2 separate regions of the Homo sapiens genome follow, and region 2 is linked to region 1. A link is a loop called in an ENCODE intact Hi-C map of the cell type or tissue named here. Cell type or tissue: sigmoid colon. All regions are shown on one strand. Links, peaks and the distances in the headings refer to the core of each region. The heading gives the core; the rest is flanking DNA.

Region 1 (15,303 bases), core at 3,436-8,435:
AAAACATTTTAGTCAAAATATGAGGTAAGCACCCACAGTACGGAGGGTGAAAACATCTGTGCTTTGATAGACAGGTTCTGTTTCTGTCCTATCTCCTAAAATCTCAGTGACACTGGCACGCCTTCTCTGAGTCTCAGTTCTCTCAACTGTAAAATGAGAAATAATACCTAAACTCTAGAGTTCTTGCAAGAATTAGAAATAATTCGTAAGTATGGTTTGTAGGAGATATTGAATATATAATTAGTAAGTATCACATGTAGGAAATATTGAATAAATCCTCATAAAACAGCAGCAATAACCATCAAAACTTTCTCGGCAATTTGAGGAAGTTCCATTGGGTGCTGAAAACACAACTGTCCTTTGAACACAAGGATTGACTGTGGGGGAGATGCTGTGGTCTTGGATGGTTGTCATTTGCATAGTTTCTCTTTCAGGTTTCTTTCCTTCCAGCCATGCAGACCAACATCCAATATGATCACAGCAGATGCAATCTCAGTCTTTACTTAAAGTAAGCTTCCTTTGCTACAGAAAGGCCTAATCTTTTCCATTCATTTTTTGTGGACCACCACAGTGCGACACCCCCACCCCAACCCAAGTAGGCACATGACAATTGTGAAGTAACCAGAGGTCATTGGTTGTGACCCGCGGGTAGCCATTTTGACCCATGAAGGCCCTGCGTGGGGCAGGGCAGGTTACATGTCAACATATACTTCTGGAAAGTGCTTGATCATATGTTCAACTAAGAAACCATTGGCACCTCCTCTCATCCCATGCCTAAGTCCTTTCCTCAGCATGCTCTGTTAGGGAGACCCCACCTATTTTGTCTCTGCCTAACAATCATACATGGGGGCCTAATGTCCCTGGTGTTACAGATTAATGTACAACATTGTCACCCCTGCTAAAGAAGGACTCGCTGGGCTTCCCATCTGTAAACAAGAAGGCAGGGCTTGCATGCATGAAACACAAGGACCCTGGACTTGGTGCAAAGGGCTCTGACTTGGTGCCCGGCTCTCCAGCTGGATCTAGGCCTGTCCTTTAATTTTCATGTCTCAGATGTCTAACCCGAAAAAGGGGAGAGAATTCCAATCATTACTCTGTGTGGAAAAAGTAAAGCGTCTCTTTTTTGATGGGATCTTTATCCATTAATAATTTAGTTGGACTAAATTATTTACATTTAACTTGTTAAAGGTCTATTTATTTATATATTTTTAAATTTTTATTTATTTATTTTTTTGAGATGGAGTTTCTCTCTTGCTGGAGTGCAATGGTGCGATCTGGGCTCACTGCAACCTCTGCCTCCCGAGTTCAAACGATTCTCCTGCCTCAGCCTCATAAGTAACTGGGATTACAGGCACCTGACACGAAGTCCGGCTAATTTTTGTATTTTTAGTAGAGCCGGGGTTTCGCCATGTTGGCCAGGCTGGTCTTGAACTCCTGACCTCAGATGATCTGCCTGCCTCGGCCTCCCAAAGTGCTGGGATTACAGACGTGAGCCACCGCTCCTGGCCCTATTTATTTTTTTAACCTAATGACCTAATAGCACTTAATAAATAAATTTATTGTCTATTGATGATTCCTAATACATAAGCCATTAAAATCCATCCTGGAAGAATGCCAAATATTATTCCGAATTAAAATAGAAAGTAAGAAATATCGGGGTTTGGTGCAGTGGCTCATGCCTGTAATCCCAGCACTTTGGGAGGCTGAGGCAGGTGGATCATGATGTCAGGAGTTTGAGACCAGCCTGGTTAACATGGTGAGACCCGGTCTCTACTAAAGATACCAAAAATTAGCCAGGCATGGTGGCGTGCACCTGTAATCCCAGCTACTCGGGAGGCTGAGGCAGGAGAATCGCTTGAACCCAAGAGGCGGAGATTGCAGTGAGAGGAGATTGCTCCATTGCACTCCAGCCTGGGCGACAGGGCGAGACTCCATATTAAAAAACAAAAACAAAACAAAACAAAACAAATATCAAGCTTTGTAAAAGTGAAAAAAATCCTTGCAACTATTCACAGTTTGTCATATGTGTAGGGGATAAGTATTGAAGTGGGCAAAATATTTTCTCTCCCTTTATTTAATCATCACAATTACTCTACAAGGCAAAAGCAATTAGAACAGTGTCTGGGCCAGAAATAAATCTGTATATCTATGGGAAGTTGATTTTAAATTAGAGCACAAAGACAACTCTTTTTTTCTCAACAAATGGCTCTAGGACAACTGAAATCCACATGCAAAACAGTGAAGCTAGACTCAAACCTCACACCATATACAAAAATCTACTCAAAAATGGATCAATGACCTACACGTAAGAGCTAAAGCTATAAATCTCTTACAACAAAACATAGGACTGAATCTTCCTGACCTTGGATTTAACAGTGGTTTCTCAGATATGACACCAAAAGCACAAACAACCAAAGAATAATAGATAATTTCAGTATTCAGAATATAAAAAGAACTCATACAACTCAACAATAAAAGGACGAATAACCTAATTAAAAATATACAAACTGAATAGACATGCCTCCAAATAAGATACACAAATGGCCACTAAACACACGAAAAGATACTCAACATCCCTAGTCTTTAAGAGAATTAAATCAGTACCACAATGAAATACCATTTCACATTCACAGGATGGCTGTAATCAGAATGACAGACAACAATAAGTGTCAGTGAGGAAGAAGAGAAATTGGAGCACTCCTACAAGGCTGGTGGGAATGTAAAATTGTATAACCACTGTGGAAACAGTCTGGAAGTTAAGCATATAATTACCCTACAGCCTAACAACTCTGCCCCTAGGTTATATACCCAAGTGAATTAAAAACATGTTCACACAGACCGGGCGTGGTGGCTCATGCCTGTAATCCCAGCACTTTGGGAGGCTGAGGCGGGCGGATCACGGGGTCAGGAGATCGAGACCATCCTGGCTAACAAGGTGAAACCCCGTCTCTACTAAAAATACAAAAAAATTAGCCGGGCGTGGTGGCGAGCGCCTGTAGTCCCAGCTACTCAGGAGGCTGAGGCAGGAGAATGGTGTGAACCCGGGAGGTGGAGCTTGTGGTGAGCCGAGATCACGCCACTGCACTCCAGCCTGGGTGACAGAGCAAGACTCTGCCTCAAAAAACCAAAAAACAAAAACCAAACAAACAAAATGTTTACACAATAATTTGCATATGAGAGTTTTTAGTAGCATTATTCATAATAGCCAAAAGGTGGAAACAGCTCACATGTCCATCAGCAGATGACTGGATCAACAAAATGTGGCATATAGGTGCAATAAAATATTATTCAGCCGTAAAGAGGAATGGAGTATTGACACGTGCTGCAAGGTGGGTAAACCTTGAGAACTTTATGTTAGGTGAATGAAGCCAGATCCAAAAGACCATGTTTAATATGATTCAATTTATATTAAGTGTCCAGAATAAGAAAATTCATAATGACAGAAAGTAGGTTAATTTGTCATTGCCAGGAGGTGGGGGTAGGTGATGAATTGGGTGCAGGATTACTGCTAATGGGTACAGGGTTTCTTCTAGGGTGATGAAAATGTTCTGGAATTAAATCATGATGATGGTTTATAAACACGCTTTAAAAAGCCACTGAATTGTACACTTTACAATGGTAAATTTTATTACACGTGAATTTTCTCAATTTTAAAAATAAGTGCCTGAAACCCAGGGAGCACCTGGTAAGTGACGACTATTGTGACTATTAAATCCTGTCACCAGCCGCAATTTACACATGACGAACCATCTCTGAGGGAAAAGGTGCCTCACCTAGGGGCACAGGGCTGGATTGCACTGCTTCCAAAACCCACCAGTTAACCAAGATACCTTACATCTCTTCAGGATTCGTCTCTTCAAATCCTGCCAGTGACTTCCAACCCAGAGGGAGAAGGAGAAGGTAATATGCTGAGCAAAGAAATGTGTCTGATGAGAGTATGGTTTCTGTTTATTATATAGACAAGTATGACAGCATTTACATTTGCACATCTTCCTCTGTGATTAAGCATTACATGTTGTCTTCATGTAGCATTGTTGACCAACCTCCATTCAGAATGAAGTTTAGAGAACACATGCGGCTTCTTGAATCTGAGAAAGTGTTACTATGATTGTATTCCAAAGCTCCTACGAGCTTAGCATCGCCCTCAACCTTTGGAGTTGGAGAGAATGTGGAAGTTCTGGGTACACTGTTAAGTACTCCATAATGGCGAATTCCAGCAGTCATAGTGATCACCGAAAGGTCCTAATAGTAAGGCGTAGAAGTGGTGAGAGATTGGAGCCCTTGTGTTGGGGGGCAGGGAACATGAAATAGTGTGTCCACTGTGGAAAACAGTATGGAAGCTTCTCAAAATATGAAAACTAGAATTACCATATGATCTTGTGAGTCCATGCTGGATATACATGCAAAAGAATTGAAATCAGGGACTCAAGCAGATACTTGCATACCTGTGTTCATGGCAGCATTATCCACAGTAGCCAAAGGAGAAACAGCCCAAATGTCCTCCAGCAGATGAATAGATAAGCAAAATGTAGTATATGCATACAATGGAGTGTTATTCACCTTTGAAAAGAAAGGGAATTCTGTCACATGCTATGACACGGATGAACTTTGAGGACATTCTGCTACAGGAAATAGGAAATAGCCAGGCACAAAAGGACAGATACTGCATGATATTTAAGGAACCCAGAATAGGGACCTAGAATAGCTAAATTCATGTGACAGATGTAGAGTGGTCAAATTCATAGAGACAGAAAGTAGCGTGGTGGCTGCCAGGGGCTAGAGGGACGCAGAATGGAGAGTTTGTGTCGAATGGGGACAGACTTTCAATTTTGCACAACGAAAACATTCTGGAGATGAAGCGTGGTGATGATTGCACAATAACGTGAATGTGTTTAGATATCACTGAACTGTATTGTACGCTTACAATGGTTAAAATGGTAAATTTTATGTTAAGTGTATTTTACCACATTTTTTTTTTAAGAAAGAGAAGGTGCAGAAGTTGTACCAGCTCACCTTTCTGTCAGTGAGCCTCTTAGATCAGACAGGCCAAAACTTCTGGAGACGTTCAGGCCACTGGGGTCCCCTTTCCCCAGCTGCCAAGCTGTTTTCTGATTTTCATAGCTGCCCTCAAGGCCTCCTGGCCGATCCTTGAACTTGCTGCGAACTTTATGGAGATTGGTGATTGCCCTGCTTCCTGGTGGCTGGGCTGCTATAAATAATAATAATGCTGATAATGAAAAGAATTGCTCAGGGTGCAGCAGGAGGCTCGCCAGGCTCCCAGACTCACGGGGGGAATGGGGAATGTCATGTCCAGGGGCTGCTTTATGTACTTGGTGTTAATAAATCATAATAATTAGATACTGGTCCAAGTCATTTGAAATTCATTTCTTTCATTCATGCAGCATTGCAGGAAGATGAAGATGCTGGCTGATTGACCTCATTCTTCACGTGCACTCAGGGCTCAGGGCCAGCGCAGGGCTGGGGAAGCTGCTTTCTTCCCACGCCTCCAGGGCCCAGCCTGGCCGTCTCACAACCTGGCCTCCTTCTTGTCTGTGAGCTCACACTCTCTTTCTTCCCCCGCATGCAGATGGTGATGATGGCCAGGACACTGGCCACCTGCCTGCAGCATGCCCAGGGCCTGGGCTTTGAGGCTTGTCTTCCCATCCTGAGTGCTCCACATGCTTTATCTCACTGGACCCTCACAACATGCCTTTGGCAGGTGAGGAGGCTGAGGCTGAAGCTTGGCCTTGAATGTTGGCATGAGTCCTCACCAGCGTGTGTATTTGTCAGGTTAGACTGGGCTCTGCCGTGGTAACGAAACATCTACTAAATCTCAGTGGTTTCACATTGTCCTTGTTTATTTCTCACATATGCAAAATCTTCTGTGGGCCCGTGACTTCACAGGGCAGCTGTCCCTTGTACAGAAATCGAGCCCTGCAGGCTGCTCCTGTCTCCAAGCTTGGCCAGCTCCAGAGAAAGCGACCTTCACCTTCATGGTGGGGGAACGTCCATGGAGGTCTGTCACCCGCATGTTTACACTTCTGCCCAGAAGTGACACACGCACTTCCTCTCATGCCTTTTATCCAGAGCAGCCACAAGCCAATCCCCCTGCGAGGGTCTTGGGGTGTGGAGATCCTGGGCCTCCGTGAGCAGAACTGGAGGTGAGTGAGCTCCAGTGAGGTCTGCAGCTGTGTCTCCTCATCTCAGTGCTGTTGACCTTTGGAGCTGGAGAAATCTTTGCTACGGAGCCTGTCCTGGGAATCGTAGGATGTTTAGCAGCATCCTTGGCCTCTACCCACCAGATGCCAGTGGCACCATCCACTTATGACACCAAAAATGTCTTCCACATTGCCAAATGTCCCTTTGTGGGCAAAACGGCCTTTAGTTGAGAACCCTCGGGGCCTGCACCATGCTGTGTCTATGGATAAGGTGCCCAACGCTCTGAATCTCTTTACTAATTTCGAGTTAATGCTGCCCACTCTACAGAGATGATGTGAGGATGAAATGTCTCTGACTCGTGTGAAAGTGTGCAGCACTGAATCCCAACTCAGTAGGGCCAGGGCCCTGTTTTTGCTTCCCACTGTATTCCCAGTGACTGGCATGGAGGAGGCTCTCAGTGTTGATTGAGATGATGAATGAATGAATGCTCAGTCCTGGCATAGGACAGTGCTGAGTAAGTGGCAGTTCCACCCCCACCCCATGACCTATTTACACACAGATATGGGTTTTTGGGCCTTCATGGAGGCAGGAAGCAAGGGGCAGAACAGGATGGCCCTGTTGCGCTTCTCTACCTGGCCGACAGGTGTCCCCCCGAGCCCCTTCTCACGGGGTACTGCTTCCAGAAAGGCTGTGATGGGGCTGCTTGCTCCCCAACTCTCCTTTTCCCTGGCCACTGGTCAGAGTCTCCTGGGAAGGTCTCGGCCGCAAGTTGGCCAGCCCGAGGGGGTCTTCGTCTGTAGGGAGTCTGTGCTTCTGCGGGGGAAGAACCTCCTGGGGAGCACATCTGGTGCTTTGACTCTGATGTCAGATCAGACAAGTCCAGTGCTCAGCAACCCCAGACTTCGCTGACAGAGGCTGTCACATTCCTTACACACCTGGGACACTTTCTCTCCCTGTTGAGACTAGCGCTTTTTCTCTTTCTCTGGACTTGGTTCCCCAAACCTGTGCTTCCCCAGCCCCTCCAGTTACCTCCAGCTCTTGGTGAATCACTCTGTGCCCCTGATACCCTTCACCCAGGCTGTGGGCCAGTCTCCATGAGCAGCGTCTGTCCTCACGTTGGCCTGTCCCCCTCTGGAGGCCTGTGTGCTGGGCTCCTCCGGCCATGCTGTCCTCACTCTCCTTTGGCTCCACACAGTTCTGCCGAGGGGCTTCAGCTCGGCTCTGAGTACCTCCTCTTGGCCTAAGACCTGCTCACTATCTTCTGGACTTTCTACCTGGGACAGGGAAAAAGGGTGCTGTGCCCTCTTCCCGTGGTTGTGGTGTGGTGGGAAGAGGAGACGCTGAGGAGCCAGACACATCTGGGAACCATCCCAGTTCAGTCTTTTCACAGCCTCGGTTTCCTCAGTTTCAAAGCGTTAATAAGGTTGACCCTCATGTCTCGGTTACCTCAGGCTGCTGTAATAAAATAGCACAGACTGGGTGGCTTAAACAACAGACATTTCTCTCTCACAGCCCTAAAGGCTGGAAATCAAAGATCAAGATGTTGTCAGGCTGGAATCCCCTGAAGCCTCTCTCCTGGGCTTCCAGATGACGGTCCTCCCCCTGCGTCCCCACATGGTCCTCCCTCTGTGTGTCTCTGTCCTAATCTCCTCTTCTTATAAGGACACAGGTCATATTGGATGAGGGCCTACTCTAATCATCCCATTTTACTTTAATTACTTCTTTGAAACCCTATCTCCAAATACAGCCACATCTGAGGGCCCAGGAGGTTGGACTTCAGTGTATGAGTTTTGGAGGGACACAGTTCAGCCCATAGCACCTGGCAGTTGGACCTGAAGATGACCCCAAAGGATTGAATGAGTTGATGTGGTTACCTCCTGTTATGCTTCAAACCCATCCTGTGGCCGCCATCCAGCCCATGGGGTTCTGCCTCCAAACCATCATCTTCTACTCCGTTACTGCTCTCCTATTCAATGGCTGGAGACACAGAAGCCAAGACCTCCTAACTCCACATTTAATTTTTAATTTCCCCCACTTTTTACTTATTCTGTGCTGGGAACACAGAAGTTGCGCATAGATGGAAATGAGTACTGGGTGACATTTCAGGGGGATTACACATGGCCGTCTACCTTCTTAGCCCAATGGCTGGTTTGCATTTGCCCCAAGGGGTGGACTTGACTTCTGCTACTTCTGTGGTCACCTCTGTGCCCTCCCAGGTACAAGATGGAAGTCCTGATTTCAAGTCACTCCATTATTCTCCATGACATGGGTCTCATGCACCATGGGTTCTGGTTGGAGCCATAAGCGAGTATGAATGGCACTGTCTGTGTGACCCTGGAGATGGCCTCATGCAGGGGTCCCCAGCCCCTGGGCTGCGGGCTGGTACCGGTCCATGGCCTGTTAAGAACTGGGCCGCACAGCAGGGGGTGAACTGCAGGCGAACAAGCATGACCGCCAGAGCTCCGCCTCCCATCAGATCAGCGGCACCATTAGATTCTCATAGGAGTTCCAACCCTATTGTGAACTGCACATATGAGGGATCTAGGTTGCATGCTCCTTCTTTTTTTTTTTTTTTTTTTTTTGAGACGGAGTCTTGCTCTGTCACCCAGGCTGGAGTGTGCAGTGGCGCTATCTTGGCTCACTGCAAACTCTGCCTCCCGGGTTCATGCCATTCTCCTGCCTCAGCCTCCCAAGTAGCTGGGACTACAGGAACCCGCCACCACTCCTGGCTAATTTTTTGTATTTTTAGTAGAGACGGGGTTTCACCGTGTAAGCCAGGATGGTCTCGATCTCCCGACCTCGTGATCCGCCCGCCTCGGCCTCCCAAAGTGCTGGGATTACAGGCGTGAGCCACCACGCCTGGCCTACATGCTCCTTCTAAGAATCTAACTAATGCCTGATAATCTGAGGTGAAACTGTTTCATCCTGAAATCATCTCCCCTGCCGCCACTGCCAGTCTATGGAAGAATTATCTTCCAGGAAACTGGTTCCAGGTGCCAAAATGGTTGGGAACCGCTGGCATACTGGGTGTGAAAGCTGTGTGGAAATTGCCATACCCCTAGAGGAGTGAGACTTTGTCATCCTTCGGCCATTCGTTCATGCTTTCCTGAGTCCACCCCTCCGGTGTCTACTGGAGTCTCCCACTGGCCATGCATGAGGAGGATACAGGGCAAGTCTGACGCTGACACTGTTCTCAAGGGCTCTGTCATCCTGGGGCGATTGTCTGAGGCCTCCTGCAATTCCTACAAGGCAAGGCCTAAAGGGCCACTGGCAGGATGTGGGGACGCCCCTGTGCCAGCTCAGAGCAGCAGCGTTGGGGAAGGTGTGTGCCCGGTGTGCGGCCTTCGAGTTGGCCCCTGAGGTGTGGCGTGACGTTGCTCTGGGAGTCAGGAGCAGGGAAAGGGCCTGAAGCAGGTGGAACAGCCTGGGAGGGTGCAGGGCCAGGTATGGTTAGAAATGGTCTGCCTCCCTCGACAAAGAGCTACATACATCCAAGCTGCAAACAGTCCCCTAAACCCTGTGCAGCTGGCAAAGCCCATGTGTTTAAAAAGCCTGCAAGTCCCCGACCCCAGGGTGGCCCCAGCAGGATGTTGAGGAAGGCTATTCAAGGCATTTGGAGATGAAGTCATCAGGATTCTTTCAATACTGCTTAGATTTCATGTAACCTGAAACTTTTACACAAGCCAGTCTCTGCCTATGAATGAAAGAATACTGTTCCCCCACCTCCAACCAAACCCTTCCCTTTCCCCCTTTCTTTGATCTGGTGACAGACAAAAGAGACACGTTTGCCTATGGAAGCCATGGGATTTAGGTTCCAGGCCTACCCAGTGCTCACTCTGAAATTCCCAGAAATAAGGTTAAATGGCTGAGCCTGGCTGCAAAGCTGAAATGTGCAAGGACCAATGAGGGAAATGTAAGAAGGGCGGGGTAGGTTGCCAAGTTGGGATGATGAGGGCAGACAATGGGTGGTCCTGGTGCTATACAAGCTCTGGGGAAATATCTGAGCAACTCTGAATCTGACATGTTCCACACTGATGGACTCTGAGATTTAGACAGCAGTAAAGGAGTGGCCAGGAGCTGGCCAGGCCAGGTGGGGGTGGCTATTCCATCAGGGAGTGGGGACCTTGTGGTCTTGAGTGATGCTGAAGGGCATGGGGCCTGGGCTCCTCAGAAAGAAACAAGCCTGCCCCATGCTGCTGGCAGGCCCTCCTGCCCATTTCTGGGGTTATCTGCAAACTACCTTCAGGGAGTTTAGCAGGAACCAAAACAATGAACTCTTGAGAACAAGGTTGCCCTTAAAGGAATCCACACCCTGAAAAGCCACTGAGGCCTGATACCTCAATTTCCTGGTGAAGGATGTTTTTATCTGGTTGGCTGGGCACTCAGCTCATGGTGTGTTTGTTCAGTAAGTCATTCTGCCTAGCCCCCACGTGTCAGGGGTTTCCCCCTGGCCTGCGGAGCTGGGAAGGGCAGGCTCTCCATCCTGCGATCTGTCCATTTCTGTCAACTCAACCTCTCCTAGATGATTAATCTGCTCCCAACCAGCAAAACAGAATACTGTATGTAGAATACTGTACTCAGGATACAGCCAGAAACACCTTTGATCTGATTCTCATCAAATGTTCTGCTATGAACACAAAGTTTACACTCATGGAGGATTGCATGAAAGTCTCTTTCTTCTAAGAAGACTACATTTCAAACTTGGATTAAACAAAATTGGGAAGCGTATATTTTAAACACAGTGTTTGGCTCCTTGTAGAACATTTACCTTTACTGAATTATACATGGGGATTAGGCCAACGGTCAGCATGGAGAGATGTGAGAGTCAATTAAAAAAAAGAAGAGTTGAAACATAGATAGTGTTGCCCAGCAGTTGAGAGAATAGGCTTTGGTGCCAGTAAAACACTGGTGTCCTATGGCACATTACTTAAGGTGTCTGTGCCTCAGTTTCTTCACCTGCAAAGTGAAGCTGTCGCTCTACCTACTTTATAGGCTGGCTGGGATGATTGAGTGAGAGGAAGAAGGTCAATGCCATGCCCCATAGAGCAGGTGCCCTTCCGTGCATGTTGCTGGAGAGGTCAGAGACCAAAGGAAGGTAGGCATGGCAGCAGGCATGATCAAGTGGAGGCTGGTTCTTCTCAGCCAGACTGGCTGGCACCAAAACTGTTTCCCAGTTCTGTTTTTGGTTTTTATGTATTTATTAATTTTTTCACTCTGCTGCTCCACTATAAAGCCAACACAGAGTTTCCAACCAATGGCTTCTTCCTTCAACAATTTAACATCCAGCCAGGTGCATCTGTAGCGAGCCAGTTGGAGGCATTCTGGCTGGAGGGTGCAGGGCTAAACTGATTACTCTGCATGTTGCTGTTCTGGTTTGTAAAGAAGCAATGTTCCTCATTAGTGTGTGTTAGCCTGTAGAGAGCAGAAGTTGAATTAGGAATTGCTGATTGAAAACCTGATTTTTGAACTCTCCATAACCTGGTAAATGTTTAAATGTCCTATTAGGAGGAAATTAAAGCTCTGCTGGACTAGTTATAGATTAACAATAGGAAATCTTATTATAAAAGTATAAAGAGATTTCACATTTCCTCAATATTCAGAACAATATCAACCTAGCAATAGCAACTTGTTATTTGACATTAAGCACAGAAACCAGATTATTACCATAGTAATGAACTTGTTTTTCTGTTCTTCTTGCAATGAATGACACTGATTTCTGCATATGGTTGACTACACTTTGTCACAAGGGTCATAAGAGAGTTGGCTCTTCTTGCTTTTTTTTTTTTTTTTGTCTGTGCCCACTGGCATCTCCAGGTCATTGGCTTCTCCATCTCCCTGTCTGAGATATATATGAGGCAAGGGGAAGATGCCCCAAAGAACTCACCATTGAGCCATTCAGTGGGGGCCCAAAGTCTCTATACAGTCTGCCTTCTTTCTACCTTCAGAGTCTTCTTACTGTGCTTAATACCCAGTGCCCAGGCTTTTTAGTTATGCTTAGGGAAAAGTGAGTTTATTCCATCTTTCCACAAGATGGAGTGCCCTGTTGTTTCTTTTCTTTCTTTCTTTTTATTTTTGAGATGGAGTCTTGCTCTGTTGCTCAGGCTGGAGTGCAATGGTGCAATCTCAGCTCACTGCAACTTCCATCTCCTGGATTCAAGCAATTCTCCTGCCTCAGCCTCCCAGGTAGCTGGGTTTACAAGTGCCCGCTACCATGTCCGGCTAATTTTTGTATTTTTAGTAGAGACAGGGTTTCACCATTTTGGCCAGTCTGGTCTCGAACTCCTGACCTAGTGATCTGCCTGCCTTGGCCTCCCAAAGTGCTGGGATTACAGGTGTGAACCACCATGCCCTGCCAGCTTTTTTTTTAAAAAAAACAGGTTAAAAAATCGTGCTGAACAGCCCTGAAGTAATCATGTATGTTGATGCAGTACTTTGCATCAATTATACTACATATATTCTCTCTCTCATTCCAATTATTTTTCTCATTCTTTCACTCTCTCCTTTGTTTTTAAACCTTCTCTCACTGTCTTTCTCACAAAAATATGAACACACTTATATAAGCTTACACACACAAATCTTAACCTATAATTAACACAAGTGAACAAATTAAAATTAAATGCTAGAGGAGTGAAGAATCAGTAAAGAGAATTATGAAGTTATAAAACAAAATTAAATATCTAGATACATTAAGAATTTTTAGGTCAACATCTTCTCTGCAAATGTTAAAGTCAACAAAGAGATCCAATTCCTTTGCTGAGGAATAAAAGCTTTTTAAACACATTTTAAAAAGGAGTTGTTTATGATTAGAAGATCCAGATGTGCTCATATTTAAAAAGATATTTTTAAACTAAAACTGACCGCCCAATTGAAAGACTCATACTTTTTTGTTTAATGTGGTTATAGTTTAGACGAGAATCAGACTAGTTATAATCCAGAAATACTTTAGTTCTGAAAGTTAGGGATCGATATAAAGTTTTATGGATGAAATTTTTGAATTTTGAGAGAGTAGGCTGCATACAACTTCATGCTGTTTTCAAATTTTAACTCCAGATTGAAAAATTTTTATTGTATTTTTAGCAATTTCATCAAAGGGCTGATGGCTTTCAAGTTTAAACTCTAGCTTAAGGATTGAATTTTAATAAACAGAAAAGGTCTCTGGTCACAAGCGCACTCTTTGAAGGTTATCACACATTGTATATAAATGTACCTGTATGAGCGTCATCACTCAGATTAAAATGCCAAGGTCAGCAGCACCCCGGAAGCCATTCTCTCCTTCTCAAAGGTGGCCACTATCTGACTTCCAGTGACACAAATGGATTTGCTTGTCTCTGAACTTTTATAATGGGGATTATCCACTGAGTATGCCTTTGATAAGGCCTCTCGTTTGAGAGATTGAGGGTCGGCTTCGCGTTTGAGAGATTTCTCCTTGCTGTTGTGTGTAGTATTAGTTCACTCACTTTTATTCTGCATAGTGTTTTGTTGTGTGAGTATCCTGCTTCAGCTATCCTGTTATCCATGGACAGTTGTGGGCTGTTTCCTCCTCGTTCCCTGGTTTTGGTTTACAGCAAATGATGCCTCTGTAAGCATTCCTATATGTCTATTTATGTCTATGTGCTCGCATTGACGTTGGGCTTTTCCTAGGAAGGAAGTTTCTAGGGAGCAGGTTTGTGTAATGTTCATATTTAGTAGTTGCTTTCCAAGGGTTTTCTGAAGTGGTTGTGCCCATTTTCATCAGCAGCGTACGTGAGTGCCCATGGCTCCCTTCCTTTCCAACGGTTGGTGTTGCCCCAGCCTCCACTGCCACTGCATCTCACAAGAGCTCCAGGGTAAGGAGTTTCTCTTTTTGTCAGTTAGAATGTTAACGATCCCCCTTCAGTAAACTAGAGGACTTCTGCACCCTCACTTTCCCCTTGACTTTTGTCATTTATTCTATTAAGATATAATTCACACACCATACACGCCACCATTATCAATGTCTACAATCTTCATAAGGTTGTGGAACCATAACCATAATCCAGTTCTGGAATACACATCTACTGAGAGCCATGTTTTCAAGGTTCAGGCGTGTGTTGTTGCATGCATCAGTTGCATGTATCATTCATTATTATAGCTGAATAATACTCCATTGTCTGGCTGGAATGCATTTTGTTTTCCATTCATCAGTTGATGGGCATTTGGGTTGATTCTGCTTTTTGCCAATTTGGAATCATGCTGCTATAAATATTAGTGTACAGGTTTTTGGGTAGACATGTGTTTTCAGTTCTCTTGGGTATGTCCCTTGGAGTAGAATTGCTGGGTCATGTGGGAATTCTATGTTTAACTTTTTGAGGGACCACCAGATTGTTTTCCACAGCAGCTACTCCATTTTGCATTCCCACCAGCAGTGTATGAGGCTTTTAAATTCTCCACGTCCTTACCAACACTTGTTATTGTCCTTTTTAAAATTGTATTTTAGCCATCCTAGTGGGTGCACACTCATTTTTGCAACCAAATTTCTCTTGGCAGATTCTCATAAACTCAGAGTCAAGGTTGATTTCTTTCTCTTTATTTTCCTATAGGAAGGAGATTTAGCACACCTCTTTTAAAAACAGAAATACTCACAGTTAAAAGCCTTGATTTGTTACTAGCAAGACTATCATAATTACACCAACTTTAACGCTTATTCTTTAATAGTTGTAGAGATCATAAAAAAGAACTTCTTCTGTTCCCCTGAAATTGATAGCTGGTCCCCAAATCTTCAGACAAAGAAGATATCAAGTACAGCTTATTCTAAAGAGAATTGCAAGATGAGAGGCAGATACTTGCTCCAGGTTTTATGAAGAGGCCGGCAGACCCTGATCACCAAAAAGTAGGGTACCCCTCCTCCCACCCCACCCCACACACCCCCAATACCACATGGACATGTCCACCCAAGTTCTCCCACTTCAGTGGGCCAGGTGTCCCAGCTCCCACTTTGTGGTTTCATCACGATCAGTGAAATCAGACAATTCCTCGACGTTTTGCTCATATTTTCATTTTGATACCTTGGGTATCTATTCCGTTTCCCTTGTTTTGTAGTCTCCCATGATCTCCCATGACTCATAACTCACAGACATTTCTCCCAATTTCCTCCGAGAAGGTTTCCCATCATATTAATGCACATTT
Region 2 (15,303 bases), core at 6,210-11,209, 98 kb before region 1:
CTTGGGACAGCGGGAAAACAGAGCAATTTGGAGCCATCTGTAAAATGTCCATCTTCAGGAGTACACACAGTTGCACCAAAGAGCTGGGCCCCGAGCTTGTGGAACTGAAGGGCCTAGGAAAGAGCCCTGGCCTTTTCAGCAGACAAAGCAGAGGACAGAGGATATGCTGAGTAATCGAATGGCTGGCCCCAAGCAGCAGCAGTGCTTTCCAGGCAGGTGGGCTGGCCGTTGTGGGCAGGACAGAGCCCTCACACCTGGATGGCTCGTGCAGCAGGATGCCTGTTGTTCCTGGCACAGGCAGGTGTAGAACCTCTCCTTCCACAATGCCATGCTGTATGCCACCGCTCAGCATAAAACCAGCTTTCTCCTGTGCTGCCAAACCCCTGCCAGTCCTCCTCTGGCCAAGATCTCTGCCTTTGAGAAGCTCCGGGCCCTCAGTGGAGCTGAAGGCCCTCTTTGTGCTGCCCCAGACTTGGCCCGTGGCTCTATGACTGCACTCAAGGACCCTAGATGTCCATGCTGACCCCACCAGCCCAACCTCACCCCTAGGCCATGGGCAACCAGAAAGGCTGGCCCATTATCTCTATTCCCATCTTGCCAACACTGGTCTGATTATCAAACGAGGGAACACAGGAGAAAGGACACTTCGGCTGACCAGTGCAGTGCCCGTGCAGTAGAAAGGCATACTTCCTGATAGCACCAGCCTGGCCAGAGAGAAATCGAGTCTCCCCACTTCCTATTCGGGAACTCATGAATTCACCCTCTTACCTTAAATGACTTATAAGTGACTGAAATCAATTTAATGTTTAAAATAATTTCAATAGGCCAGGCACAGTGGCTCATGCCTGTAATCCCAGCACTTTGGGAGGCCGAGGTGGGTGGATCATGAGGTCAGGAGATCGAGACCATCCTGGCTAACATGGTGAAACCTCGTCTCTACTAAAAATACAAAAAATTGGCCGGGCCTGATGGCGGGCGGCTGTAGTCCCAGCTACTCGGGAGGCTGAGGTAGGAGAATGGCATGTACCCGGGAGGCAGAGCTTGCAGTGAGCTGAGATCGCGCCACTGCATTCTAGCCTGGGCAACAGAGTAAGACTCTGTCTAAAAATATATATATATATATAAAATAAAATAAAATAAAATAAACATAGCTTCACTTAATATCTGAATGTGTTATGCTATCTTAAAGGGTAAGCCTAGTAACAACAAGCAGTCAAGACACTGGTGACAACAAACTCTGTGGGAGCCCAGCTCCTGCCACTCTCTGCTTAGGGAAGAGTTCATGCTCACTCTAACTCTGTTTCCTTGTCTGTGAGCTTAGGACTGTTCTAGTTAACTATTGTTGAACAACAAAACCAACCCAAAACTTCATGGCTGTAAACAATAATCGTTTATTACTTTTTATTTATTCTTTTTTTTGAATTAGGGTCTCCCTTTGTCACCCAGGCTGGAGTGCAGTGGTGTGATCTCGCCTTCTGCAATCTCAAACTCCTGGGCTCAAGTGATCTTTTCACCTCAGCCTTCCTAGTAGCTGGGACTAAAGCACATGGTATCATGCCTGACTAATTTTTAAAAAATTGTTTGTGGAGATGGGGTCTCATGTTGCCCGGGATGGTCTAGAACTCCTGGGCTAAGGTGATCCACCTGCCTCAGCCTCCCAAAGTGCTGGGATTACAGGCATGAGCCACTGTGCCCGGCTCACTTATTACTATTATGTCTCCTAGTCCTAGGGGCTAATGGGCTCAGGTCAGCAGCGCTGACTCAGGTCTCTGGTCCCCATGGGTGTGCTCAGACTGGGGCTGGAGCTGGGTTGTGTTGAAGGCTCTTCCCTCCCTGTGTGGTACCTGTGTTGCAGGACTCAAACAGCTGGGGATCTTTAGCCCTCTCTCTCTCCCTTCTCTCCATGTGGCCCCTCCAGCATGGTGGCTTCAGGGTGACTGGGCTTGAGGGTAGCACGACAGGCCCAGAGTTCTACAGGCACAACCCTGAGAGGGACTAAGCTGAGTGGAAGCCATATTCTAGGCCTTGGAAGGAGCGTGCCTGAGCCAGATAGTACCAGCCTCCAGGAACTGATCATTAAATGTTCAAAAATGTTGGGGTGCCTGTTAATCACAGGCACCATTAAGATTTAACAAAAACTTACAGTTACATTGTATTAAAATCAAAGGCAATATATTCTTTGTCACTTCCAAATGATTTTTTACCATATATTACTGTTATTTATGCTTTTGGAGTTATTTACATCGATCTTATCTATAGAGTGGAAATACCATTAATGGTGTGTTAATGCACATGTCTTTCCAGCTTCATGTTCAGTGACATCATCTTAGTAGCCTGAAACCCACCATGGGCATATTTACACCCCAGCAAGTGGCAGTTGTACAAATCAAAGCCTTAATATTTTTTTCCAGTTGTAAAATTTTGTTTAAAGAAATCTTGGCCCAGCGCAGTGGCTCACGCCTGTAATTCCAGCATCATGGGAGGCTGAGGAGGGTGGATCACGAGGTCAGGAGATGGAGACCATCCTGGTTAACATGGTGAAACCCCATCTCTACTAAAAATGAAGATAATTAGCCAGGCGTGGTGGCAAGTGCCTGTAGTCCCAGCTACTCGGGAGGCTGAGGCAGGAGAATCGCTAGAACCCTTGAGGCAGAGGTTGCAGTGAGCCGAGATCGCACCACTGCACTCCAGCCTGGATGGCAGAACGAGACTCCATCTCAAAAAAAAAAAAAGAAAAAAGAATATTTAGCCAAATTAACTTTAAAAGAGTTTAATTGAGCAAAGAATGATTCGCAAATCAGGCAGCCTCCAGAGTCAGAGACTCCAGTGTAGCTACATGGTAGAAGATTTATGGACATATAAAGGAAAGTGACATACAGAAAACAGAAGTGAGGCACAGAAACAGCTGGATTGGTGACAGCTCGGTGTTTGCCTTATTTGAACATGGTTTGCATAGTTGACAACCTTTTTTTTAGAAATGGAGTCTCACTCCATCACCCAGGCTGGAGTGCAATGGAGCAATCTTGGCTCACTGCAACCTCTGCCTCTCAGCTTCAAGCAATTCTCCTGCCTCGGCCTCCCCAGTAGCTAGGATTACAGGCGCCCGCCACCCACCCAGCTAATTTTTTGTGTTTTCAGTAGAGACGGGGTTTTGCCATGTTGGTCAGGCTGGTCTTGAACTCCTGACCTCAAGTGATGCACCCGCCTCGGCCTCCCAAAGTGCTGGGATTACAGGTGTGAGCCACTGCGCCTGGCCAATAGGCAACCTTCAATTGGCCAAAACTCAGTGACAGCACAAGAGTAGGCTACAGTCTGTATATAACTCCATTTAGGCTCCAGTTCACATAATGTACAGATAAACCTTTAGGCCAAACTTAAAATATGTAAGTAGCAGCTTTAGGCTAAACTTGATGGAACAATATCTACTGGTGCCTGTTGGCCATTTCCTACTAGTCAGAGTGGTCATGACTGCTTTCTAGATGCAAGGGAGGTCCTCTGTGGGAGGACAGCGCTGTGTGAGAGCACGTGAATGGGATACATACATCACGGCAGCCCTCTTTGGGGAGTCACAACCTGCCACGGGGATAGTGGAAGAATTGATGTAATTTATGGAAAGTGTTTTACCTAGTATGGAGGATATGAATTCTTCAATAAATGGCAGCTAGTTATTATTACATATCTGCTGGGCCTAATATTTGTCCCCTCCCCAGTTCATATGCTGAAACCTAATTGTAAAGTCATAGTAAAAGGAAGCAGGGCCTTTGGAAGGTATAAGGTTAGAAGGGCTCTGTTCGACCGGGCGCGGTGGCTCATGCCTGTAATCCCAGCACTTTGGGAGTCCGAGGCGGGCAGATCACGACGTCAGGAGATTGAGACCATCCTGGGTAACACAGTGAAACCCCGTCTCTACTAAAAATACAAATAAATTGGCTGGGCGTGGTGGCAGGCACCTGTAGTCCCAGCTACTGGAGAGGCTGAGGTAGGAGAATGGCATGAACCCGGGAGGCGGAGCTTGCGGTGAGCTGAGATCGCGCCACTGCACTCCAGCCTGGGCGACAGAGCGAGACTCCGTCTCAAAAAAAAAAAAAAAGAAAAGAAAAAGAAGGGCTCTGTTCCTGTGCTCTCGTGAATGGGATTAGTGCCCTTAAAAAAGAGGCTCCAGAGAGCCACCTGCCCGTTCTGTCATCCAAGGTCACAACAAGGCGGCTCCATCTTTGAAGCAGAGAATGGGCCCTCATCAGATGCTGAATCTGCTGGTGGCTTGATCTTGGACTTTCCAGCCTCCAGAATTATAAGAAATAACATTTCTGTTGTTCATAAATTACCCAGTCTAACGTATTTTGTTACAGCAGCCTGAACAAACTAAAAAATGCCTATGTATCTTTACTTGTATGGCAGGAAAACTCTGGGATATGGGGTTCCATGAGCCTGTTGGCACCACAAAATGGTACTTGCTATTGAGATGGAAGTGGGGAAGGGAAGGGCGTGGTCCCTTTAAATGATACGGAAGGTAAGTGCTGGGTAGAGGAGGGCATGGTTCCTGGCTAAGGCTCTACTCCCAGGCCTGCGCCTATGGACCTAGGTGAGGACAGGCATTTTTTGTTTTCCTGCCCAAATGTTGCATTTCCCAAGACCACCCTGGCCTGCCATGCCCCCATCCTGTGCCTGTAAAAATCCGGAGACCCTAGCAGGCAGACACACAAGCAGCTGGACGTCAAGAGGAACACATAGGCAGCTGGACTTCCAGAGGAACTCACTGACGGGCACTGCCATACTGGCAGGCCACCGATCAGCAGAACAACAGGGAGTTTGGCTGGGGTGGTCAGAGGAGAGCCCAGGCTGCCGTGTGACCCGGCTCCAGGGGAAAACCAATCCACCTTCTGGCTCTCCCATCCGCTGAAAGCTACTTTCACTCAAGAAAACCTTGCATTCATTCTCCAAGCCCACATGTGACACGATTCTTCCAGTACACCAAGGCAAGAACCCAAGATACAGAAAGCTCTCTGTCCTTGCAATAAGGCAAGGGTCTAATTGAGCTAACACAAGTCGCCTATGGATGGCTAAACTACAAGAGCTCTCTGTGACATATGCCCACTGAGGCTTCAGCTGTAAACATTCACCCCTAAGCGCTGCTGTGGGGTTGGAGCCCCACAGCCTGCCCATCTGTATGCTCCCATAGAGGTCTGAGCAGTGGGGCACTGAAGAAGCAAGCCACTCCTCCATCACATGCCCTGCGAGGGGGACAAGGGAACTGTTTCCATTTCACAATCATCTGAATGTTTGTGCCTTCCCAGCCCCCAAATTCATTTTGAAACCCTAACTCCTAAAGTAGTGATATTAAGAGGTGGGGCCTCTGGGAGGTGATTAGGTCTTGAGGATGGAGCCTCATGAATGGGATTAGTGCCCTTAGAAAAGAGACCCCAAAGAGCTCCCTTGGCCCTTCCACCACTGAGGATGGAGCAAGAAAGTACCATCTATGAACCAGAAAGCAGGCCCTCACCAGATACCAAATCTGCTGGCACCTTGATCTTGGACTTCCAGCTTCCAGAACTGTGAGCAATACATTTCTGTTGTCTATAAGCCACCCAGGCTATGGTATTTTGTTACAACAGCCTGAAGGAACAAAGACAGTAAACCACTGGAAGAAAAAGTCTGAGTCTTAGTTATTCATTTGCATCCCCAAAGCCTAGCATACAAGCTAAGTACAATAAATTTCTGTTGAATGAGAAATTTTCTGTATATCTCAAAGCTCATCTGAAGCAGCTGATAAAGGTCTCAGGTTTTTTAAAAAGCTGGAGATATTGGGGTACACCAAGCTACAATAATTCCAGCTGCAGATGTCTCCAGGATTACCTTGTGGGTATTCCATCCATCCGTGTGAAGGCATCATCTCAGCCAGTTCCTGAGCATGTGTCTGTCTTTATAAACAAAAGCAAATAATAAAGCCTAAAGTAAACATCTTTTAAAGACTTAAATATGACTGCTTTTGGATAATTGACCAACTTTTCTGGTCTCCCATGGCCAAGTTGGGGGATAAGGATGCTAAGAACCCTCCTCATGGACCCCATCTACTTCCAGGCCCTCCTCTCTCCATGCTCCCACCCTTGGCTTCAGCCCTGACAACACTGCACAGTCCTGTCTCTCCCCCATATCTTTACCTGCTGGCACGTCCTTCCCCAGCTTGGGATGTGCTTCCTCCCACTCCACTGTGTTGAGCTAACTTCTAGTCTCCCACTGACATTTTCTTTTTTTTTTTGAGACAGAGTCTCACTCTGTTGCTGCCCAGGCTGGAGTGCAGTGGCACAATCTCCTGTTCACTGCAACCTCTGCTTCTCGAGTAGCTGGGACTACAGGCATACACCACCACACCCAGCCAGTTTTTGTATTTTTAGTAGAGACAGCTTCACCATGTTGACCAGGCTGGTCTGGAACTCCTGACCTCAAGTGATCCACCCACCTTGGCCTCCCAAAGTGCTGGGATTACAGATGTGAGCCACGGTGCCCGGCCCCTCCTGTTGACATTTGACTGCAGCTTCCCTTCTCCTGCCCCAGGCTGACGTCCATGTCCACCTCCTGGGCTCCCACTGACTTGCACTGAGCCGCAGATTCACCCGCATGGTGGTCTACAGACTCGCCTGCACGCAGGAGGACATCAGGCACCTTGCTTGCTGCATGGGGAGAATCACACAGGAGCCCAGGAGGGCAGCAGCTCCAGGACCTGGTGTCCTTCCTGTGGTTCTTGTTGAACATCTTGGGCTGGCTTCTCATGGTGATGGAGAAGCTTGTAGCAGCTCTGGCCTTCCCACCCTCACAACAATGGCCAGGGGCCATAGAAGATGTGTCCTGTCCCTGATCACACAGTCAAGGTGAGGAAAATATCCCCAGAGGCCACTACAGCAGACTTACCTCTATTTGTTCATAGCGCGCGAGGGGCTGAGTGAGCCCCACACCCCGAGCCACAGAACCACAAGTTCCTGAACAAAACTGGGTTATCTTAGCAAGGAACGAAGTGATGGCTGTGAGACAGGCCACCGGTGGCCGCGTCACAGAGCCTTGGGGACAGTGGAGCCAGCCAGGGTGTGGGGCCAAACAGTAATGGTAGGAGAACTTGTCTCAGGCCTCGGTGCAGCCCAGCCAGTTACCCAACAAGGCCCAGGGCTGGCAAGAAGCAGGACTTGAAAGAGGGTCATACAGGGTGGGGCCAGAGCTCCGTAAATCCCCCTAGGGAAGGACACATTTATTTCCTACTGGCGCAGCAAGTTGTGGGATCAAGAAGATTGAAGAAAAGGTTCCCTGTCCCCCTCGCAGGGTGTGTGATGGGGTTGTGGTTCACTGCTTCAGTGTCCCACTGCTCAAACCTCTAGGGGAGTGTACAGATGGGCAGGTTGCGGGGCTCCGACCCCACAGCAGCCTCTAGGGATCAATGTTTACAGCTCCTGAAGCCCCAGTGGGCATGTGTTACAGGGAGCTCTTTTAGTTCAGCCGTCCGTAGGCGGCTTGTGTTAATCAGCTCAATTAGACTCCCTTCCTTATCACACGGACAGAGGGCTTTCTGTATCCTGGGGTTTCTTGTCTTGGTGTACCGGAAGAATTGGATCATGGGTGGGCTTGGAGAATGAGTGCAAGGTTCTATTGAGTAGAAGTAGCCCTCAGCAGATGGGGGAGCCAGAAGGGAGATGGTTTTTGCCTGCAGTCAGGCCACTTGGCCGCCCCAGCTCTCCTCTGACTGCTCCAGCCAAACTCCGCCTCATTCTGCCAGTCGATGGCCAGCATGTCGGCATCTGTTGATGTGCTCTTCTGCTGGCATGCTCCCTCGACGTTCTCTCAATATCCGGCCGCCTGTGTCTTCTTCTGCTGATCTGCTCCTCTCCACATCCAGCGGCTTGTGTGTCTGCCTGGTAGGGTCTTGGGGTTTTTTATAGGCACAGGATGGGGGCGTGGCAGGCCAGGGTGGTCTCAGGAAATGCAACATTTGCATGCAAAGGCAGGAGCGGTTGTCCTCACCTAGGTCTGTGGGGGTGGAGCCCTAACCAGGGATCATGCCCTCCTATACCCAGCACTTCCCTTTCCCCTTCCGTATCATTTAAAGGGACCACACTCTTCCCTTCCCAGCACTTCCGTATCAATTGGGGCAGAGGGCTCCATAGGCAAGGCCTTCCCTCAAACAGTGCTGATGTCTGAAGAGTTCATCTTGAGTTGAACTGGAGAGATGCTGTCTTCTTTTAGTTGTTCTGTTGTCCCTCTCTAACTTCCTTCCTTCCTCTCTACATGTATCTCCTTCCATCTCTCCCCATCCCACTTCCTCTCTTCCACTTCTCTCTCTCCCTCCCTTCCTGTCTCCATTCCCTCCCACCTCCCTCCCTCTCTCCCTTCCTCTGTCTCTCCAGCTTTCTCTCTTTCCATTTTTCTCTTTCTCCCTCCTCCCCCTTCCTCTACCACCCCTTCTTTCCCTCCCTTCCCCCCCAACCTTCCTCTCTCTCTTCTTCTCTCCCTCTCTCTCTATCTCCTACTTTATCTTCCAGTCCAAACACTGTGCAGGCTGCCAAATATTAACATGGAAGGAATGTTATGCTAACTCTTTTCAGCATTGGGAATTCATTAGACTCAGGCCCTCTTAGATCTTTCTCTCAAACTTTGAGTTTTTAAAAACATCTTTTTTTGCTCCCCCACAGATGAGGTCAGGAAGTGGCTAAGAAGAGATCCATGAAGATTAACATTCAGTGCTCAATTTCTGAAGGAAACAGGGAGTGAAAGGCCGTGGAAGAAAACAGGGCTGCCACGAACATGCTCTTGGCTGTTTGAAAAGATCCAGCGCAGCTTGAACTTCAAAAATAACTCCATTCACTATGGTTGCAGTTGGGCTTGGGGAATTTCTCACAATCAAAAGCAGCTGCTTCATCTCATTTAGCCATTAGGCTGAGCTCCACAGGCTCGCTGCAGGATCTTAGAGCCTACAAGGCCCTGCTAAGAGTAGCCGCGTTTTCCAGCATGCAGTAGATCAGCGAGTGTTTACATTTGTGTTTGGAATGCTCATGAGTCCTTTGGGGCAAAGACTGAGTCATTAATCAGAGCTTTCTATGAACGTATTGCTGCCCAAGCCTCTGTGAATGTGAGTACGGCCTTGTCCCCTGAGTGACGCTGAAAGAGAGTGAAGCACATGTGCTCCATAGGACTGCCACGGCCACCCCTCTCATTCACTTTTCCATTCAGCGCTGAGACTAAGTTTAACTCATTTTTCTTTTGTTGTGAAAAGAGAATGCACACAAAAATTCAAATGTTACCAAATCGATATCAGGTAAGAGACAAAATTTCCCCTCTCTGGTACTCATATTCCCAGTCCATCCTCTCTGAGGTTATAACCTCTGATTGTGCCAGGCATCATTCTAGAATGTCTGAGCATATGCAAATGAGTGTGCATGATGTACATTATATATATATATATTTTAGAAACAGAGTCTTGCTCTGTCGCCCAAGCTGGAGTGCGGTGGTGTGATCTCGGCTCACTGCAAGCTCCACCTCCCGGGTTCACCCACCATTCTCCTGCCTCAGCCTCCCAAGTAGCTGGGACTACAGGCGCCCGCCACCATGCCCAGCTAATTTTTGTATTTTTAGTAGAGACAGGGTTTCACCGCGTTAGCCAGGATGGTCTCGATGTCCTGACCTCATGATCCTCCCGCCTCGGCCTCCCAAAGTGCTGGGATTACAGGCATGAGCCACCGCGCCTGGCCATGATGTATATATTTAATATATGTGTGTGCATGTATGTAAATGTGAGCGTGTACATATGTACATCCATACATACAGATATGCATTCAGAAATATACATACTTATTATATATATATGGTACAGCTTTGAGCAAGCTGAGCCCTGAGGCTCTTCTGAAGGGGAGGCCTTGGCACTGTTTCTGACACTCTATGTTCCTCAGCATTTAGACTAATTAGAGCCTCCTCCGGTATCTAGAGAAGATATAATGCTCCTCTGAAGCATAGGATGAAAAGGGTGACCCCAAAGTCAGGTCTGTGACATAGGCTGGCCCCTGGCTGATGGTCTCATGCCTCCCCCACTGAGTGCCTCCAGACTTTGGAGGCATGGTGATTTGACCCTAGAGTGAGACTCTGTGAGGCCAAATGGGCAATGGAGTTGGGGAAGCCTAAAGCTAGGACTATCCCAATGGCTTAGTCCTTGGCCACTGTCAGCTGGTTCCTTCTAGGGATGCAGACACAATTGTCCAAAATTCTCTAGGAAATGAACTTCTCTCTACCTTTTGAATTTGCAGTTGCTGCACCCAGAAGCCAGCCAGGTGCATGAGGTGGTGCAGAGTGAGAAAGTGGGGCTGGGGCTGGAGGGGAGGAAAGGCAGCACACCTCCCAGCACTCACCATTTTCCAGGCACTGAGCTAGAGTTCCCAAATAAGGAAGTGATGCTTTTCTCTGGAACCCACATTGTGGTGATAAAATGAAACTCCCTATAAATGCTTCAGGGGGCTTTTTCTTGCACTCATTTTCAATAAGTTGCTGTTTTTCCCCATTTAAAAATAAACATGCTTATGATAGACCATTTGGGATACCCAAAGAGAAGGAAGAAAGAAAAGAGTTCTCCCTTGTCTCACCACCCAGAGACAAGTATGTAGATTTGGGGAGATTTTCTTTGCTCAGGTTTTAGATCATGGCCCTTACTTTTTTTTTTTTGAGATAGAGTTTTGCTCATGTTGCCCAGGCTGGAGTGCAGTGGCGCGATCTCGGCTCACTGCAACCTCTTCCTCCTGGGTTCAAGTGATTCTCCTGCCTCAGCCTCCCGAGTAGCTGGGACTACAGGTGCGCACCACCAGATCCAGCTAATTTTTGTATTTTTTTTTTTTTTTTTTAGTGGAGACGGGATTTCACCAGGATGGTCTCAATCTCTTGACCTCATGATCTGCCCGTCTTGGCTTCCCAAAGTGCTGGGATTATAGGCATGAACCACCGCACCCGACCCCTGGCCCTTATGTATTTTTAAGGTCCACTTGAATATGCACTTATAGGAACTCATGCAAGATGATACAATTCTCACTGTTCACCTTCACTGGTATTTGCAATCATCATCTTAAAGTTCAAACAGGAAAGTTTGTGCTAAGTCTTATTAGCTTGAGGGGTTTCATTGACAATTATACATAGATCTTCACAGACTACATTTGAAAGGGGTCCACAAATTGCAAATACTGAATTGTGGCATTTAATTTCCCATGACCCCTGCAGCCTGGCAGCCTTTGTCTCCAGGCTGAGCTGGATACCCCGGTCAGGAGAAAGAGGCTTGGTGCAGAAAGAGGGCTTCCTGACTCCTTTCAGCTGGAGGTAATGGTCCTTTCTCCTTTTCCAAATCTCTCAGGGTTTCTGCTCTGGTCAGAGAAGGATCTAACCCAAAGGAAGGAGGGGAGGCCACCCCTTCTGGGCCTCAGGGGGTGAAGAATGAGAGAGGACCGGGGTGGGAATGGGAGGCATGGGCTGAAAGACACTTGCCCCCTCCCATCTCGGTTCACTGAGGCCCTGCTGACCAAGGGCGCTGCACTAGGCAACAGGATTGGGCCAGGAGGATGCAGAAACACATAGCGCTGGGACTCCTGCTGTGCACAGACAATCAACTGCCAGGCATATTGCCCAGAGATGCAGTGAGAGCAGAGAGAGAAAGGATTTCCACACACCCAGGTATTTGAAGAAGTGATGTTTGCCCTCATCCGTCCTTCTTGGAAGAGCTGGATCTAGAACATAGGTGGGGAGGAGGGGTTTCAAAAGCGCAGCCTGCCCCTGTGCCCCCAAGTCCAAGGTCCCTAGGCAAGCATGGAGCCGCAGTCCTTGCCCTTTACCCTGACCCCTCACCATTCTTCAAGCCACCAGTCATCTGCATAGAGACAGAGGAAAGATTTCACTGAATTTGAGATCAACATTTGAATAGCTGAAAGTGGCTAGAAAGCTAATGGAATACACCTAAACATTGCCAGAGGTGCAAAAGGGAGGGTGGAAAAGCAAGATAGGAAGCAGTGATTGAAAGGAAGCCTTCAAAATACAATTCCTCTTTACGCTCCACTGAGTCATGACAGCACAGTGTTAAGACCGAGGGCCCCATGGATTTGAATCCTTGCTCTATTCTGCTCCAGGTAAGGGACATGGGCAAGTTGCCTACTCTCTTCAGCAAACACCCAGGGCCCCACATTCAATATGGCCACATTAATATCCACATTTTATGAGTGCTGTAATAATTAAATGCAATAATGCAGGGCACGAGGCCCACACACAATACTGCATTTCACTGAAACTAGACTGTGCTATTGGAAAAACGCCTCCTAATTTTAGAGGTGTTCAAATGTGAAAAAATAGTGTGTCTTTGAAATCCATGAAATATAGCAAGAGCTTGGTAAGTTTAAGGTATGAGGTCATTATTTCACTCCATATACAGTCTCTTTTTTTTCTGAAAAATTAGTTGTGGTGGACTTAAATGTAGGTCCATGACTTTTTTTTTTTTTTTTTTTTGAGATGGAGTCTCGCTCTGTAGCCCAGGCTGGGGTACAGTGGCTCGATCTCGGCTCACTGCAAGCTCCGCCTCCCAGGTTCATGCCATTCTCCTGCCTCAGCCTCCTGAGTAGCTGGCACTACAGGCGCCTGCCACCACGCCTGGCTAATTTTTTTGTATTTTTAGTAGGGACGGGGTTTCACCATGTTAACCAGGATGGTCTCCATCTCCTGACCTCGTGATCCTCCCGCCTTGGCCTCCCAAAGTGCTGGGATTACAGGCGTGAGCCACCGTGCCCGGCCAGGCCCATGACTTCTTTGTTATTCCCTCATTAAAGGTTGGAAGCTGATTCCCCTTGCCTGAGTCCGGGCTGTGTTTGGCGATACTTGTAAAGAATGGAATCTGGCTGAGGTGGAGGTGTGTGACTTTGAGGACTAGGTCCAAAGAAGGCATTGTGGTTTCCATCTTGACTGCTCTTTCCCTTGGATAGCTGACTCTTAGGGAAGCCACATGCCACACCATGAGCAGCTCTGCGGAGAGACCCATGCAGCAAGGAAATGAGGCTTCCAGTCAAGAGCTGCATGACTGAATGAACTTGTTACCAAAACACCAGGGGTTTGGTCCAGGTCCTTCTGCTCACCGCATGGAAAGCTCATCACTGAGATGACAAGTATTGCCAAGGAAGGATTTAATCAGGTGCTGCAACCGAGGAGATGGGAGCTCAGTCTCAAATCCATCTTGCTGACCTACTAAAACGAGGGATTTGTATAGCAGGGAAGAAATGAAACAATGTGTAAGAAAACAGCAACTAGGGAGGGGCACGGAAGCAATCATGATGAATGAGGGGGCAGCATCTCATTGTCTGAATGCGGTGATCTGGTGAGTTTCAGTTCTTTGGTACTTTTCTTGAGAGGCCTGAAGTTAGTTTCCTGAGGAAGGAACTCAAGTAAAACAAATGTAAATTTCAAGCCAGAAGGGTGAATTTCTATGTTTATCCGAAAAACTGTCTATGGGACTATTGGGTCAGTTTCAAACTTGGAAGCAATTCTCCAGCCCCAGTTGAGGCTTTAGAGAAGTCAGTGCCAGCCCACAGCCTGACTGCAACCCCTGGAGAGAATCTGAGCTGGAACCACCCAGCTAAGCCTGGTCTGAGTTTCTGCCCCACTGAAACCAAATAATACATTTGGTTGCTTTCAGCTCCTAAGTGACAGGGACACTTAACCGTCATGAGGCAATGTATAACTGATACCCTACTCTACATGAAAAAATCCCATAAATACAGAGTCACGTGCTGCATAATGACTTTTCAGTCAATGATGGACTGCATCAATAATGGTGGTCCCATAATATAATGGAGCTGAAAAACTCCTATTGAGAGGTGACAGTGTGCTGGTAGTCCTCAGAGCCCTCGCTTACTCTTGGCACCTCCTCTGCCTGGGCTCCCACTTTGGCAGCATTTGAGGAGCCCTTCAGCCCACCACTGCACTGTGGGAGCCCCTTTCTGGGCTGGCCAAGGCTGGAGCCCACTCCCTCAGCTTGCAGGGAGGTGTGGAGGGAGAGGCGCGAGCGGGAACCGGGGCTGCGTGCAGCGCTTGCTGGCCAGCTGGAGTTCCGGGTGGGCGTGGGCTTGGCGGGCCCCGCACCCGGAGCAGCCGGCCGGCCCTGCTGGCCCCGGGCAATGAGGGACTTAGCACCCGGGCCAGCGGCTGCGGAGGGTGTACTGGGTCCCCCAGCAGTGCCAGCCCACCAGAGCTGCACTCGATTTCTCGCCAGGCCTTAGCTGCCTTCCCGCGGGGCAGGCCTCGGGACTGCAGCCCACCATGCCTGAGCCTTCCCCCTCCTCCGTGGATTCCTGTGCAGCCGGAGCCTCCCCGACGAGCGCCACCCCCTGCTCCATGGCGCCCAGTCCCATCGACCGCCTAAGGGCTGAAGAGTGCGGGCGCAAGGCACCGGGACTGGCAGGCAGCTCCACCTGCAGCCCCGGTGCGGGATCCACTGGGTGAAGCCAGCTGGACTCCTGAGTCTGGTGGGGCCTTGGAGAACTTTTATGTCTAGCTCAGGGATTGTAAATACACCGATCGGTACTCTGTATCTAGCTCAAGGTTTGTAAACACACCAATCAGCACCCTGTGTCTAGCTCAAGGTTTGTGAGTGCACCAATCGACACTCTGTATCTAGCTGCTCTGGTGGGGCCTTAGAGAACCTTTGCGTGGATACTCTGTATCTAACTAATCTGATAGGGACGTGGAGAACCTTTATATCTAGCTCAGGGATTGTAAACGCACCAATCAGCACCCTGTCAAAACAGACCACTTGGCTCTACCAATCAGCAGGATGTGGGTGGGGCCAGATAAGAGAATAAAAGCAGGCTGCCGGAGCCAGCAGTGGCAACCCACTGGGGTCTCCTTCCACACTGTGGAAAGTTTGTTCTTTCGCTCTTTGCAATAAATCTTGCTGCTGCTCACTTTTTGGGTCCACACTGCTCTTATGAGCTGTAACACTCACCGCGAAAATCTGTAGCTTCATTCCTGAAGCCAGCGAGCCCACGAGCCCACCGGGAAGAACGAACAACTCCAGACGTGCCGCCTTAAGAGCTGTAACACTCACCGCGAAGGTCTGCAGCTTCACTCCTGAGCCAGCGAGACCACTAACCCACCAGAAGGAAGAAACTCCGAACATCAGAAGGAACAAACTCCAGACGCGCCACCTTAAGAGCTGTAACACTCACTGCGAGGGTCCGCGACTTCATTCTTGAAGTCAGTGAAACCAAGAATCCACCAATTCCGGACACACTATCACCCATGAAGAGTAGTTACTGT

The links. Hi-C counts contacts between places; a loop is a spot of excess contacts. Peaks named below come from ENCODE experiments on the same cell type or tissue, not always from the same donor. Only the 100,000 strongest peaks of a DNase experiment are listed, where the experiment ranks them.
Region 2: it touches region 1 in a loop (2.1-fold over the local background); 2 of 110 quality-filtered maps call a loop at or near these places.

Annotation. Positions count from the first base shown.
Region 1 is chr7:47,715,018-47,730,320 of GRCh38, forward strand. No RefSeq gene overlaps it. Among named protein-coding and RNA genes, the nearest start is that of LINC00525, 39 kb to the right of the region's middle. RefSeq lists enhancers at 182-261, 814-1,108, 8,970-9,901 and a silencer at 814-1,108. In sigmoid colon, for the core only: no CTCF peak of the experiment used is centred there; a DNase peak (open chromatin) is centred at 5,534.
Region 2 is chr7:47,614,440-47,629,742 of GRCh38, forward strand. LINC01447 (long intergenic non-protein coding RNA 1447) reads left to right here and starts at 7,500. Exons shown (of 4, transcript NR_108090.1): 1 at 7,500-7,898; 2 at 8,673-9,295; 3 at 12,822-13,363; 4 at 14,258-15,303. RefSeq lists enhancers at 1-327, 328-872, 11,542-12,081. In sigmoid colon, for the core only: no CTCF peak of the experiment used is centred there; DNase peaks (open chromatin) are centred at 7,774 and 8,832; H3K27ac peaks cover 1,175 bases.